Regions from separate parts of the Homo sapiens genome. Here all the other regions are linked to region 1. A link is a contact called in ENCODE Hi-C or POLR2A ChIA-PET data. All regions are on one chromosome and are shown on one strand. The core of a region is the stretch at or near the end of the contact, and the rest is flanking DNA. Distances in the headings are between cores, read along the strand shown. Region 1 holds the start of CLEC16A (C-type lectin domain containing 16A). Region 2 holds the start of ABAT (4-aminobutyrate aminotransferase). Region 3 holds the start of METTL22 (methyltransferase 22, Kin17 lysine). Region 4 holds the start of ERCC4 (ERCC excision repair 4, endonuclease catalytic subunit). Region 5 holds the start of CARHSP1-DT (CARHSP1 divergent transcript).

The links. A loop is a pair of places that touch in the nucleus more often than their neighbours do. ChIA-PET counts read pairs that join two places held with the same protein, here RNA polymerase II (POLR2A). Pooled maps may share reads with other maps.
Region 2: a loop to region 1 is called in a map of CD8-positive, alpha-beta T cell, with 12 times the contacts of the local background. The contact joins the promoter of ABAT here to the promoter of CLEC16A in region 1. A Hi-C loop is called at or near these places in 3 of 168 maps with a recorded cell type or tissue (CD8-positive, alpha-beta T cell and naive thymus-derived CD4-positive, alpha-beta T cell) and 7 of 50 pooled maps.
Region 3: a loop to region 1 is called in a map of naive thymus-derived CD4-positive, alpha-beta T cell, with 11 times the contacts of the local background. The contact joins the promoter of METTL22 here to the promoter of CLEC16A in region 1. A Hi-C loop is called at or near these places in 2 of 168 maps with a recorded cell type or tissue (HL-60/S4 and naive thymus-derived CD4-positive, alpha-beta T cell) and 7 of 50 pooled maps. POLR2A ChIA-PET finds 5 or more read pairs at or near these places in 1 of 52 experiments (HCT116).
Region 4: a loop to region 1 is called in a map of CD8-positive, alpha-beta T cell, with 12 times the contacts of the local background. The contact joins the promoter of ERCC4 here to the promoter of CLEC16A in region 1. A Hi-C loop is called at or near these places in 3 of 168 maps with a recorded cell type or tissue (CD4-positive, alpha-beta T cell, CD8-positive, alpha-beta T cell and ascending aorta) and 10 of 50 pooled maps.
Region 5: a loop to region 1 is called in a map of CD4-positive, alpha-beta T cell, with 5 times the contacts of the local background. The contact joins the promoter of CARHSP1-DT here to the promoter of CLEC16A in region 1. A Hi-C loop is called at or near these places in 3 of 168 maps with a recorded cell type or tissue (CD4-positive, alpha-beta T cell, ascending aorta and naive thymus-derived CD4-positive, alpha-beta T cell) and 15 of 50 pooled maps.

What each region holds. Positions count from the first base shown.
Region 1 is chr16:10,943,291-10,945,990 of GRCh38, forward strand. CLEC16A (C-type lectin domain containing 16A) reads left to right here and starts at 1,274. Exons shown (of 24, transcript NM_015226.3): 1 at 1,274-1,507. The coding sequence starts at 1,428. RefSeq lists enhancers at 887-1,066, 1,287-1,346.
Region 2 is chr16:8,673,296-8,676,015 of GRCh38, forward strand. ABAT (4-aminobutyrate aminotransferase) reads left to right here and starts at 1,322. Exons shown (of 16, transcript NM_020686.6): 1 at 1,322-1,416. RefSeq lists enhancers at 319-820, 821-1,320 and a silencer at 915-1,374.
Region 3 is chr16:8,620,441-8,623,140 of GRCh38, forward strand. It overlaps METTL22 (methyltransferase 22, Kin17 lysine), which reads left to right and starts at 1,258. Exons shown (of 11, transcript NM_024109.4): 1 at 1,258-1,335.
Region 4 is chr16:13,918,725-13,921,469 of GRCh38, forward strand. ERCC4 (ERCC excision repair 4, endonuclease catalytic subunit) reads left to right here and starts at 1,430. Exons shown (of 11, transcript NM_005236.3): 1 at 1,430-1,648. The coding sequence starts at 1,442. The region is part of intron 1 of LOC105371093 (a long non-coding RNA gene); the gene reads right to left. LOC124903647 (a long non-coding RNA gene) reads right to left here and starts at 1,354. Exons shown (of 2, transcript XR_007065001.1): 1 at 955-1,354; 2 at 741-859. RefSeq lists enhancers at 1,014-1,063, 1,274-1,633, 1,674-1,883.
Region 5 is chr16:8,867,922-8,870,715 of GRCh38, forward strand. CARHSP1-DT (CARHSP1 divergent transcript) reads left to right here and starts at 1,360. Exons shown (of 2, transcript NR_186721.1): 1 at 1,360-1,407; 2 at 1,692-2,118. CARHSP1 (calcium regulated heat stable protein 1) reads right to left here and starts at 1,085. Exons shown (of 4, transcript NM_014316.4): 1 at 1,045-1,085. RefSeq lists an enhancer at 248-307 and a silencer at 448-1,407.

The DNA of each region.
Region 1 (2,700 bases), core at 24-2,523:
TGTAGTATGTATGTGCGTACTTTTTACAGATGAAAAATACGAGCCCAGGGATCCTACATTTCTGAGCCTGGGTGTGTTTCTTTGGAGGCCAGATCCTGTTCTTTTTTGCTCCATGACTTTGTCTTGCCCCACTCTATATGAATTACAGGACAAACCATTAACTCTCCACTCTTATCCATTTCTCCAACTGCTGAAGGTGAAACAAACCTTTACTCATTCATGCACTCTACCAATATTTGTTAAACACCTGCTATGTGCCAAACCTTGTGCTAGGCACTGGGGAGAACATTGGCCTCTGGCCCAGTTCTTTCTTGAGCAGAGTTAATGGGACACAGTGGACCTTTAATAAGGTTGATATGTAGAAGTGACTGAATGAATGAATGGATGGTAAACTTGAGAAGTCTTGCCCACACTGAACTTACCACTTCTAATCCAGGGTAGAAGTTAGATATATTCTGGCTCATGCAGAAAGTTGGGTGTTTCCTTTTTCATTTTAACGTGGTACTTTGGGAAATAGCATGGATTCTGGCTGAAGACCAGAGGAATCCTCTGGAAGTACAAAATGTTCAGTTTGGTGCATTGTTGCATCCAGCCTTTTCCAACACACACACACACACACACACACACACACACACACACACACACACACACACACACTTAATTGAAGTGGAAAAAGAAAAAGGCTGTCAGGACAAATAAGGTTGTTATCTAGTGCCGTTTTGGTTTATAAAGGGAATGAAAAATAAGGGTGCGTGCGTGGTTATGAACCCTGGTTTTGCCACTTGTTAACTGCATGATCTTGGGTAAGTCAACCTCTCAGTGACTCCGTTTCCCTGATGATAAAATAGGTTCGATAATAGTACCCAATTCATAGGATGGTTGTGAAAATTAAATACCTTAATATGTAAAGCCCTTAGGATAGTGGCTTTGCATAGTATACACCATCCAATACTATTCTTATTCTTATTATAAATCTAGTAATTGTTACTACAGTGGTGACTTTCCTTGACCCATCTACGCCGATTCCCTCTCCGGGACTGCGCCCAAAGCTTCCAATTCCCGCCCACCCGGAGGATTCTGCGGTCGCTCCTCCTCTCGCCCCGCCTTTTGTGGATGGCCGTAGGCCCGCGGTTGCACGATGCATGCCGGGCCTTGTAGTCCGTTCGCGGAGTCCTGCCGCCGAAGGCCACGCGGGTGAACTGCATTTCCCAGCGCCCCACGCGGCGGCGGCCGTAAAGCGCGGCGGTCGAACGGCCGGTTCCGGCTGAATGTCAGTGCTGGGCTGTGGGCCGGGGAGGAAGGCGGCTCGCGGTTCCTCCACCGCCTCCGCCGCCGCATCCTCCGCTTGTGCTACCGCCGCGGGCGCTGGGCCGCTCTGCTGGTCCGGCATGAGACCGTGAGACGAGAGACGGGTCGGGGCCGCCGACATGTTTGGCCGCTCGCGGAGCTGGGTGGGCGGGGGCCATGGCAAGACTTCCCGCAACATCCACTCCTTGGACCACCTCAAGTGAGTGTGGGGGGCGTAGCGGGAGGCCTCGGGGCTGGACAGGGGGACGGGGCGCCGAGCTCCGGGTCGGGGCTCTAGGAGGCGTGAGAGCGGCGGCGAAGGGCGCCCGGGGAAGCCCGTGTGGTGGTTAAGAGCGAGGGCTCGGGAGTCAGGGCGCCTGGGTTCGAACCCTGACCCCGTCGCTCTTGGCTGTGTGACCTTGGACAAGTCGCTTAATTTCTCAGAGTCTCCGTATCCCCACCTGTAAAGCGAGAGGATGCGATTTCAGTTTATGGACACAGACTTTGTTCTTGACGGTGTCCACCAAGTTTCCTGGCGGGGTACTTCTTAAACTGAACAGCTTAGAGGGTCAAAGGCCTGGGTCCTGGAGTCGGGCAGATCTGGGTCCGAATCTATCTGTGTGAATGTAGGCCTCAGGTTCCCCACTTGTAAAAAGAGTAGAGTGACAGCACCTGCTTCCTGCTATTGTGTTGAGAGTTGGTTGGATAAGAGAATGAACGTTAAGCTCAGAACACGTACAATTGCTCATTAAACGGCATTAATTATTATAAAAGAACAGATTATTTTCCGAGGGGAGTCTAAGCTGGGGGCATGCACGCTGAGACCCAGGATTTTGGGGCGATTGGGGAGGATGATGAAAAATAGAGACCTCTGAGGAGGGAATGACTCTACAGCTCTGGGGGAGGACAGGTGGCAGATAGGGTCTTGGGACCAGGAGTGCAGAAATTAAGAGGCTGGCTTTGCAGCCACACCTGCGTTCAAATCCTGAAACCACCATTTACTGGCTGTGTGACCTTGGGCAAATTACTTCACCTCTCTGAGCCTCCAGATTCCCATTTGCAAATGGGGATCGTGAACATTGTAATGGAAATGGAAGGTGACTGACCCAGTAGGTACATAGTAGGTGGCCAGTAGTGGTAGCTGTGTTTATTATCAGCTCAGCGAGGCCTTCCCAGACCACCCTACCTAACGTGCTCCCCCCATCCCAGTTCCTATCCATCACATCTTTCTCTTGCTTTCATTGAGTGCTTCTCCACTCTCTGCGATTATTCTTTATTTTTTATTTATACTTATTTTCTGTCTTCTGTTAAACTGGCACTTCACGAGGGCACAGACTGCTTGGTTTGTTCACAGTTGTATTCCCAGCATCTAGGACTGCTCTCTGCTTACTTAAAGAGTGGAAAAATGAATGA
Region 2 (2,720 bases), core at 72-2,571, 2.3 Mb before region 1:
GCTCTGGGCATCAAGTGATCTGCCTGCCTCGGCCTCCCAAAGTGCTGGAATTACAGGCGTAAGCCACTGTGCCAGGCCTCAATTATTCTTATTTACTGCTCTGTGTGTGTGTGTGTGTGTGTGTGTGTGTGTGTGTGTGTGTGTTGGGGGGGAGGGTCCCCAGAGGTGACACTAGGAGGTGAATGATTTGTTTGGCAGCTTTCTATTTATCTATGTGTTTACTTTATCTTAATTCTTTAATTGCAAGGACTATAGCGCTTGTGTAATCAGAGATAGGGCAGCCTGGATTCCTGGACAGCAGGAGGAGAGACCTCAGGGTTCTACAAGACTCCACAGACCAAGTTATCAGTGATCAGGGTGAGTGGGGAGAACCAAGCTGAACTCTTTCTCTGCCTTTAAGGTCTGTACTCTCCATCCATCCATTCATTCATTATGAGGACTTGGTGATCGCCTGTTGTCTTGATGAGCAGTTCTTTGTGTCTTTGATTTTGTCACTGAAAGATTGCATCCTCTTTCCAAATACCTCTAGAAAGCTGTGGGGGGGCTATCCATCCGTCACACCTGAGTATTAATTATCTTCCACACAGCATTTTATACAACGGTAGAAAGGCACCTTCATCATATCTAGGGTCTCGTTTATACCCACGAAGGAGGTACAATCTCTGTTGTCCCAATTTCAGGAAATTGAGGATCAGGAGGCGCAGTGACCTGCTCCAGGTCATGCAGAAGGAACCACCTCTGACTCCCAGCGCCCTGTTTGTCTTCCGGAGCGCTGGGGCCAGGCGGAGGAAAGTAGCTGGGAGCAAGAAGGGCTGGCAGGGCCCTGAGCGCCGAGATGGGGAGTGAGGTGGGGAGGGCGGGATGCTCCTTCCCTTCTCCGCAAAGGAACCCCTTCTGATTCCGACTCTGGAGCTCCAGAGACCGGATCCGAGACGCGGGTGGAGGTGGAGTTACACTCGCCTGCAGCCCTGAGGGTGTAAATGGCCCATTAAGATCCAGGTTAAATCAACCTATGGAGCTGCCCCCCAGAGGGTCAGGGTCCCCACAACTTGACGGGGGTCCTCAGCCGTCTCCTCCCCAGTCCCAGGACTCCCTCCCAGCCCTCGCGGTCCCTCTGGTGGGTCCCGCCCCAGCCCCCGTCTCCCCCGCCCCCGGAGGCTGGACTCTGCCCCCGCCCCGCCTGCCACCTCCCTCCTGGGGGCGGTGGCCCGTGGCGGGCGCACCCATTGGCTGTGGCGAAAGCGAGGGCCGGGGCTGGCGGCGCTGATTGGCCGGGACGCTCGGCGGAGCCAGGGAGTCCGGCGAGTCGCTGGGGGAAGTCGAGCAGACACCCAGCGCTGCCGGAACTCGGGGCGCGCATCCCGCAAGTCGGAACCCGGCGGATCGGATCCCGCAGATCGGAGACGGGGCCTGGAGGTGAGCGCGAGGCGCCGGGTGGCTTGGGACGGGCCCTTCCGAGGGGAGCCGAGAGGAGGTCCTTCTGCCCTGCCCCCAGGAGCAAAACCTGGGCATCTTCTCCTGGAAACGGAGCCCTCATCTTCCCAAGACGCGGGGCCCTCCCCCGAAAAGACAGGGGCTCCCACCCCCCAGAGAGCAAAATACCTTCCTTTCTCCTTCAGAAATGGGCCCTTCCTCCTGGCTCCAGCTCTAGACAGAAGTCCTCTCCCTTTTACCGCTTGAAATAGAATGCGGCCCCAAAAAGTGGTCTCCAGGTCTCTAGAGCCCCCTCACCTCTTGGGAGACTGATGCCCCTTCCCCATCCTTAGAAAACTAAGTTTGGGTGTCTTCCTTCTCCCCTCTCTTTCGGAATAATGGGGGTCTTCTCAGCTTATAAATTACAGTGACCTCCCCCTCCATGACAAATGGAAGCTCTCCCCCCATCATAAGACAAGGAAATCCCGGAGCAGAGACTCTGCAAGTCACCCTCCCACCCCAGATACTGGGCTCTGGAGAGATAGATGATTCACCCTTAGCCCTGCCGGAGACCCCTCCCTACCCGTCAGAGAGGCAGGGTGGCCTCTGACACCACCACATTAAAGGCTTTTGGGGATTTCCCCTCTCCTCCCCAGTAAAGATGTAAAATGAGGGACCTTCATACTCAGGAGCAGGGCAAAGGTCTGGCCACCCCTCCAAGTCATCCACCTCCCTCCACTCCACCCAAGCCCTTTCACACAAACCCCATCCTAGTAACCCCCTGCACCATCCTCCCACCGCTCCCAATCCCATCCTTCTCCACCTCACCCCAACTCCACTCCCACACCTGGCTGCCCCACCTATTTCACATCCTCTCACCTTTCCTCACCCACCCTGGCCAAGGTAAGACTAGAGGGGGTTCAGCGAGATTTAGTAAGACTGGAGCTCTTAAAACTGGGATCTGGGGCCTAGAGGCCCTTCCAGGAGTCTTCAAACTCTGACAACAGAGATGGCCTCTGAGGCAGCAGGACCAGCAGAGACCACCCGCCACCTCTCCCCCGCTCCCTGCCCCAACACACGCACAAAGGCTGTGTTCAATGCATTCTCTCTTGCAGTCTGGGAGGACAGCTGGCCCTCTTCCAAGAGGGCCCGCATTTCCCCCCTAAAGTGTGCACCCCCGCAAGCGCCTGTGGACATTGCCTGGTGGAATTCCCTGGGCACTCAGCCAAGAGAAATGGGTGCTGCTGGGCCCATCCACTGGGGAGGAGACAGTGTTGGCTTTGCTGCTTTGATGAAGCTAGACTAAG
Region 3 (2,700 bases), core at 8-2,507, 2.3 Mb before region 1:
GTGCGTGTGTGTATATGTGAACACACAGGGATATAGATTTTACATATGTGGACTTTACATATGTTCCTGTGTGTATATTTGTATGTTCACTGACATGTCTGAGAGTGAGCACCACTGTGTGTGTCTGGGCATGTCTGTGAACACGTCAGTGTGGTGTATATCCCTGGCAGCTCCCCATCTCACGCACAGTAAAATCCAAAGTTCTTAGAATGTCACAAAAGTTCTAACCCTGGCTACCTATGTATCCTCGTTTCCTGCGGCCCATCCCCTGGCTTACTCCATTGTGGCCAGGCTGACTTCCATGATGTCACTGAATATATAGATTGAGAAAAGGGCCAATATTATTGACTGTACTTTTTCTAAAAATGCAGTGACTCAGGCAAGAGACGTGAGAATCTGTGGTCTATCCTGCTCATCCTCTTCAGGGGATTCTTCTGAGGGCTGTGCTCAGTCACGGACTCAGAGGCTTTCTGAAATTCTGCAGGCAAGAAAAAACGAGCAAACATGGAGTCTTATGTTTGCCACTCTGTCTCACCCCCTTGGTGTTGGAAACTTGATGAGCATACGAATTAACGAAATCACTACCACCTAATGAAATCACTACCACCTATTAATAATAACAAGTACTGGCTGGGCGTGGTGGCTCATGCCTGTAATTTATGAGCTTTAGGAGGCCGAAGCAGGAGGACTGCTTGAAGCCAGGAGTTTGAGACCAGCCTGGGCAACACAACAAGATACAGTCTGTACAAAAAAAAAAAAAAATGGTGCCACGCAACTGTAGTCCCAGCTACTAGAGAGGCTGAAACAGGATTCCTTAAGCCCAGGAGTTCAAGGCTGCAGTGAGCTAAAATTGCGCCGCTGCACTCCAGCCTGGGTGACAGAGCAAGACCATCTCAAATAAACAAACAAACAAACAAACGAGTACTAAGAGCATGGATGACGGTAACACCCGTGATAATAAATACAGTAGCATGCTGGTTAAATAGCACCGGCTCTGATCCCACACCCCGGGTTCGAATCCAGGCTTTACCACTTAGTAGCTGGGAGAGTTATTTAACTCCTATTTAAGTCTTTTAGAGGAATGAGTTTAGCCACCTAGGCGGGTCCCCCCAGCAAACACGCCTCGCCCGCGACCAGAGCGAAGGCTACAGGTGCCCGCCGGCAACCCTCGGACGCATGCGCGGCCCGGGCAGGTAGGTGGAGCCACGGTGCGGGGCAGTCGGATGGTCGCACGCGGGGGCGGGGCCGCGCCTGCGCAGACCGCCTGTTATGGCGGCCGCCTAAGTCCCACAGAGACGGGAGTCGGGTGGGATCCCAGGCTGGGCCCCGCGGCGGGTAAGTGCCTGGGAGAGGCGGCGGGATAGGGTAGGGTGCAGGGAACCTCCTGGCGCCGAGCCTGACTTTGAAATCCGAGCTCCCACAGATCGGAGGCCCAGATCCCTAAGGCCCGACCCCACTCTTAGCGTCAGTTTCCCCTTCTCAACACGGGTGTTGGGGAAAGAAGTCCACGTCCTCACCTGGGTTTCCATCCTGGGTCCAGGCACCTCTCCTTCGGTTCTAGATTAGGAAGGGAGGGCAGTGCCCGACCTGTGACTGTTTTTTGAGAGGGCAATAGTTAACCCACAAGGGTGGCGTCAGGAAGGCGACAAGACAAAGAGAACGAGTAGCCCCACGGGGGACGTCCCCGGAGCCCCTCACTACCACTCTACGCACCGTGGCCAGGCCACGTCTTTCCTGCCCCCAGCCTGGGCCTTCACACCCTGCCCTCCCCAGCTCCTGGCCTAAATCGTCATGGGATCGCGCCAAATTATTGATTGTTGAGTGAGTTGCAGTTATCAGAAAGAAAGATGAGGAGGGAAGTTATTTCAACACCGTGATCCCAGCACACTGCTTATTTGGGACAACTGACTGGGGACCTATAGGAGAAGAAAGCTGGTAGCGTCTCAGTCTAGCCCCCACAGCCTTAGAAGAGCCAAGAACACGTTAGCTCCTGCTGCAGGGATGAGCCTGCAGCCCTATGGAGAGGTGGTGGGGCAGGTCCCCATCTGCAACCTGGGTCTCCTTTCTCAGCTCTGCCCAGTAAAGAGAGGAGCCCGAAGCCCATACAGACCCTGCATTTCCGGAAAGAGACTTTTCCTGACTAGAGAAACTGTTACCTTTTTTCTTTCTTCCCAGCATTCACTTTAATCATTATTATATTACTATAATGATAGTATTTACTATTGTTGCTTATTGAACGTTTACTATATGTCGTAAGCCCGAAAAGTGGTAATTGTCTCATATACTCCTCTGAGTATATGAGGGCCTGAGATAGGTTCAAGAGGGCCTCCTTATTCCCAGATAGCTGATTCTAGGGAAAGCCACTTAAAGGGAATCTCCTTCATCTGGAACTTACATTGCAGCGTACATTTCTTGGGAAGCCTGGTTGGGTTGAATTTAAAAATGGAAAATTCAACTAGAGATTAAGAATTTGAGTTTTTTTGTGTGTGTCTATACTTAAAATTTGGTGTGTAATATTATGCTCACTTTTGGAAAAAGCAAAGAACATTGATTTTTCTGGGATGTAAGTTTTCCAACAAAATTGCGCTATAGGCCATGCCTGGTGGCTCACACCTATAATCCCAGCACTTTGGGAGGCCAAGGTAGATGGATCTACCTTGGTCAGGAGTTCAAGACTAGCCTGGCCAACATGGCAAAACC
Region 4 (2,745 bases), core at 180-2,679, 3.0 Mb after region 1:
AACAGCATTCAGGAATTATATGCTATTTTCATCTTGACAAAATGTAAGCAAAATACCAGATTAAGCAGTAAAGAGGTAGAGGAACAGATCCTCTTGGAAACGGCTAGTGTGAATGTGAATTGGTATAGGCTTTCTAGAGGGCAATGTGGCAATGTGAATGGAATGAAAAGCCTTACAAATTTTTTTCTCTTTATCCCAGTGATTATTCATTTCTAGACGTGTATCTGAAGGCCACGGCTGAATTTACATACAAAGATGTTTAGTGAAATATTATTTATATTACTGGAAGGGAAAAAGCAGAAACAGACTAAATGTCCTCTAATAAGCAATTAGGTAAGTACACCCACATAATGGAAATCTCATCAGCCATATAAAAGGACTTTGTAAAAGAATATGAAACATCATGTTCAGAGGTTTGCCAAATGTTAATGACAAAGCTGGGGATTTAAATCAGGGATATTAATTATCTCGTGTCGGTAAAAGAACTCCGTGTGATGAGAGAATGTGTATATAGATAGAAAAAAAAGGACTAAATAAAATAGATTTCGTGATGTTAACAGTGGTTATTTCCAAGTAATGGAAACAAGTGATTTTCATTTTTGTTTACTTGTATTTTCTATTTTCTAATAACAAAGGTGGGGGGTTTCTATACAAAACAATTCCTCTACTAGTTCAACTATCAGGCATTTCTAGGTATAGAACAAACACTGCGGGAGGTGTCCCTCTAGTGGAAGGAGGGATTTTTAAAAATAGTTTATTGTATTGAAGTCTTTGGGAGGCAAACAGAGGTCTGAAGTCAGTAAATGATTCTGCTTATTCCACAGCCACTGCACTCCAGCCTGGGCAACATATCAACATCCTGTCTCGGGAAAGAAAAAAAAAATTAAAAGAAGGATGGGGAGTAATCGCAAAAGGAAGGGCCAAAAACCACCCTAGGAAACAGGTGCTACTAACTCTTGGCGCATTTGGAATATTGACCAGTAACTTTTTCAACTGTCGATGTCGGGGGATTAAGCTCCTTAGGCTTACTTCCCCTTCCCTTGCTTTTTGGCAGCTTGAGGCTAGGGTGCCAGGGGATGTGGAAACTCAAAAGAGACGTGAATGGAGCCTGATATCTGCAAGCTACACCGACAGGGGGCGCCAGCCCCTACAGGTGACTCCATGAATCTTCGGCTCCACTCGGCTCTTCTTCGGCTGAGTTCGGCCAACGCTTGCCTTCTCAGGCTCGGCTCTCTTCGGCTTTCTGAGAGCGCGCCTGTCGTGGCCTCGGCTCCTCTTCGGCTGCGTTCGGCCCACGATCATCTCAGTCTCAGCTCTCCTCGGCTACGTTCGGCTGGCTGCCGTCCTCTCGGACTCGGCTCTCTTCGGTTGAGTTCGGCCTACTCTCCACTAGGAGTCGGCTTCCTTCGGCTGCGTTCGGCTGCGACCCGGAAGAGCTTCCATGGAGTCAGGGCAGCCGGCTCGACGGATTGCCATGGCGCCGCTGCTGGAGTACGAGCGACAGCTGGTGCTGGAACTGCTCGACACTGACGGGCTAGTAGTGTGCGCCCGCGGGCTCGGCGCGGACCGGCTCCTCTACCACTTTCTCCAGCTGCACTGCCACCCAGCCTGCCTGGTGCTGGTGCTCAACACGCAGCCGGCCGAGGAGGTGCGGCCGCGCTGGCGCGGGAGTGAGGGGACTCCGAGAGTGTTGAGGGCCTCCTGAGCGGATGCGAGGCCTCTGACAGGGATGGAGGGGCTCTGAGGGGGATTCAGGCCCCTGACACTACGCGATGACACAGAGAAGGATGGCAGGGGTCCCCAGGGGGATGCAGGTCCCTCACACTGCGGGAACACAGACGTATGTAAGGGGTCGCTAGGAGGATACCGGTCGCTCACACCGTGCGGGGACACTGATAAGAATTGGAGGGGCCCCGAGAAGGCTGCAGGTCCCTGGCAGGAGTTGAAGAACACTAAGAGGAATGCCAGTCCCTGACACTGTGCGGGGACTCTGAGAGGGAAGGGAGGGGTCCCAAGAAGGATGCAAGTCTTTGACCAGAGTTCAAGAACACTAAGAGAAATGGGAGGGGTCCCCAGGGGATGCGGGTCCCTGACACTGTGCAGGCACAGTGAGAATGATGGAAGGGGTCCCGAGAAGGATGCAATTCCCTGACAACACTAAGAGGGATGGGAGGGGTCCCCAGAAGGATGCAGGTCCCTGACATGGGTGCAAGGGCACTGAAAGGTGAAGGGGCTCTGAGTGGTAGGAGAGGATCGGAGGTCGCTGCAGGGGAGGGGGAGATGTCGGAAGGAGGATCTGGATAGGAATAACGGGAGAGTCCTGAAGTTGGCCATTAAGGGAGTTTCTGGGGGCAGAAGGAAGGTCCCTGAAAGGGAACAGTGATGAGGATGGAAGATCTCTGAGGGTGATGGGGAGACATGAAAGGAGATGCTGAGGCGCTGGAAAAACCCCAATAGGGAAAAGGAGGGACCAGGAAATAGGACATTCACCAAGGCTGTGTTAAGAGGGCCATAGGGTCAGAAAGGGATTGGAGCTTGACGCTGAGGATGTTGGCAAAGGTTAACTACAGTTAAGGACAATGGAGAACACTGAGAAAGATGGAATGGGGCTACACATGGGTCTGAGGGGTGTTGAGAGGGGACACAGCTTGGTCGGACAAGTCTGATGATCCCCTAGATATATCAGGTGGCCGGGAGAAAAATGTCAGCTGAGAAGAGTGACCACAGTCTCTTTGAGGGCAGGGA
Region 5 (2,794 bases), core at 110-2,609, 2.1 Mb before region 1:
ATCTAAGCGGATTGTTTTTCTAAGTTCCCTCTGGCTTCAGAGTGGCAGCAAATGACAGGGGCAAGCAAGACTGGGCACAGAGAGACTGAGAAATATCAAAACAGCAAGTTAAAAAACAGTAGCTTACGTGTCTCCCGGCACGGGGCTAGCTGCCTCCTTTTACTCTCACACACCCTCTCATGCCAGAAGAAGTCAGAGCCCAGTCTGCAGATGGGGAAACTGAGGCTCCGAGAGGCCTCCTATTTGGCAGAGATTTCCCCACCTATTAAGACCCAAGGCCCTGCCTGGAGCGGGACGTCTCCGCCTCCCCCAGCACACACATCCACTCCAACCCCAGAAAACCATAGGGCCGGAGGCTTCCTTTTTAAAAATCAAAAAAGAACATTTCACTTCCGGCCTGCAAACCTGAACCGCCAGCGCAGCCTGCGGAAAGGGGGCCTGTGGGCGCGGGTGAAGTTTTTCTCCAGCGCCTAAGGCACCCCCACCCCCATCCGGGCGCAAACACCCGGGCCCAGCGCGCCCGGCGGCTCCTCCTCCCCCAGATGCGGCTAATCGCGCGGCGCCAGGACGGCTCCCCACCTCCCCCGCCGGGCCTGGCCGCCGTCCCAACCTCGAGCCACAGCTGGCGCGGCCAGGCCCGGCGGGGGGTGGCTCTGCTTCCCGCGTGCGACGCCCCCCGCGCCTCGCCCCACCGCCCGGCGAGTCCCCCGTCCAGGGCTCCCGCCCAAAGGCAAAAGCAGCGGGGAGGGCGGGAAGAGCTTCCCCTGCACGCAGAGAACAGGTGGCCAGGCGGGAAGTACTACCCGACGTCCGCCTAGAATCCTTGCCGCTGTTGCCACACCCACCCCTTCCCCTGGGGAGGAGCAACCCGCGTTCCCCAAACAGGCCCCGAGAAACCCAGCCCGGAGCCCTCCTCTGCCGAGCTAGAAGACCCTGCAGGATGGGGGACGATGGAGGCAGAGGAGGCCGAGGCCCCACCCCTGCGGCTCCCGGGGCCGCGGGCCAGGGGCGCCTATCCTGGGGTCCCCGAGAAGAGCTCCCTACCCTGCAATCCGTTCTGCTCCGCCAGCCGCTTCGCTCCGACTGAGAGCGCGGAGCTGGGGAGGGGGCGTGGCCCGAGGGGGGGTGGGGCGCCGATCCCCGCCCCCAGGAGCTCCCGGCCAATGGGGCTGCGGGAGGGAGCCCGGGACGGTGGGGGCGGGCGGGGCGGGAGTGGCCCGGACAGGACCTTTGTGTCCGCGCCTTAGACTGGCGGGAGAGCGGAACGCAGAGCGCGGGACGTAGGGGCCGGGGCGGGGCGGGGCGGGGCGGAGCTGGGCTGCACCCACCAGCAGAAAACGCCCCTGCAAAGTGGGGGAACTGTGTCCCTGCGCCCGTGCAGTTCCTTCCCCTCGCCACGCGCGCCAGGTGCGGCTCCCACCTGCCTTTGGCTCTAAAATCTGTATAATCCCGGAGGGTGTCACTTTTAGCAGAAAGGAAATAAAGGAATGAAAAGAGAGACGGAAGAAAACAAGCAAAAAACAGAAAGGAGGAAAAGGGAAAGAAAAAATACACACGCACACACACACCAGAAAAACAGGGTTTTGTTTTCTCGTTGGGGATTTTGATTTTGTTCTCTTCTCTTGTTTCATTTCTAGCCTTCCTTGAGTCCTCTGTTTTTGGAGGTAAAAAATGTTACCTCTGTTTTGCAGGAGAGGAAACTGAGGCACAGAGAGGCGACCAGCCCATGGGCACGGCCAGTCGAGAGCAGCCCCTGAAGGCGAGCCTAGATCCCGGGACCAGGGTCAGCTTGGTATTTGAGGGGCGCGGGGAAGGAGAGAGGTCCCCGGAGCTCGCCCGGGACAACAGGGCCCCCGGAGGCGGCGGTGAGGACTGTGCCTGCCTCACTCTGCAGCCCCTATTGGGGCCACTGGGGAAAAGGCCCAGCAGCGAAACCAACTAGTCCAAGCCAGGCAAGGAACCGTCCTAGACGGCTGGTGGGAACAACCGCGCAGCTGCTGTGGAAAAAGCCCGGCGGTTCCTCAAACCACGAGCCCTGGAGTCTCCATAAAACCCATCAACTCCACTCCTAGGTGTCTGCGCGCCCAAGAGAAATAAAAATGTTTGTCCACACAAAAATTTACTTGAGGCCGGGTGCGGTGGCTCACGCCTGTAATTCCAGCTCTTTGGGAGGCCGAGGCAGGAGGATCACTTGAGCTCAGGAGTTGGAGACCAGCCTGGCCAACATGGCGAAACCCCGTGTCTATGAAAAATACAAAAATTTGCCGGGCTTGGTGGCGGGTGCCTGTAATCCCAGTTACTTGGGAGACTGAGGCAGGAGAATCACTTGAACCCGGGAGGTGGAGGTTGCAGTGAGCCAGGATCATGCCACTGCACTCCAGCCTGGGCGACAGCGAGTCTCCGTCTCGGGGGGGAAAAAAAGTTAAAAATAAATAAATAGGCCGGGCGCGGTGGCTCACGCCTGTAATCCCAGCACTTTGGGAGGCCGAGGCGGGCGGATCACGAGGTCAGGAGAACGAGACCACGGGGAAACCCCGTCTCTATTAAAAATATTAAAAATTAGCCGGGCGCGGTGGCGGGCCCCTGTAGTCCCAGCTACTCGGGAGGCTGAGGCAGGAGAATGGCGTGAACCCGGGAGGCGGAGCTTGCAATGAGCCGAGATAGTGCCACTGCACTCCAGCCTGCCTGGGCGACAGAGCAAGACTCCATCTCAAAAATAAATAAATAGATAAATAATGATTTACTTGTTGGGCTGGGCGTGGTGGCTCACGCCTGTAATCCCAGCACTTTGGGA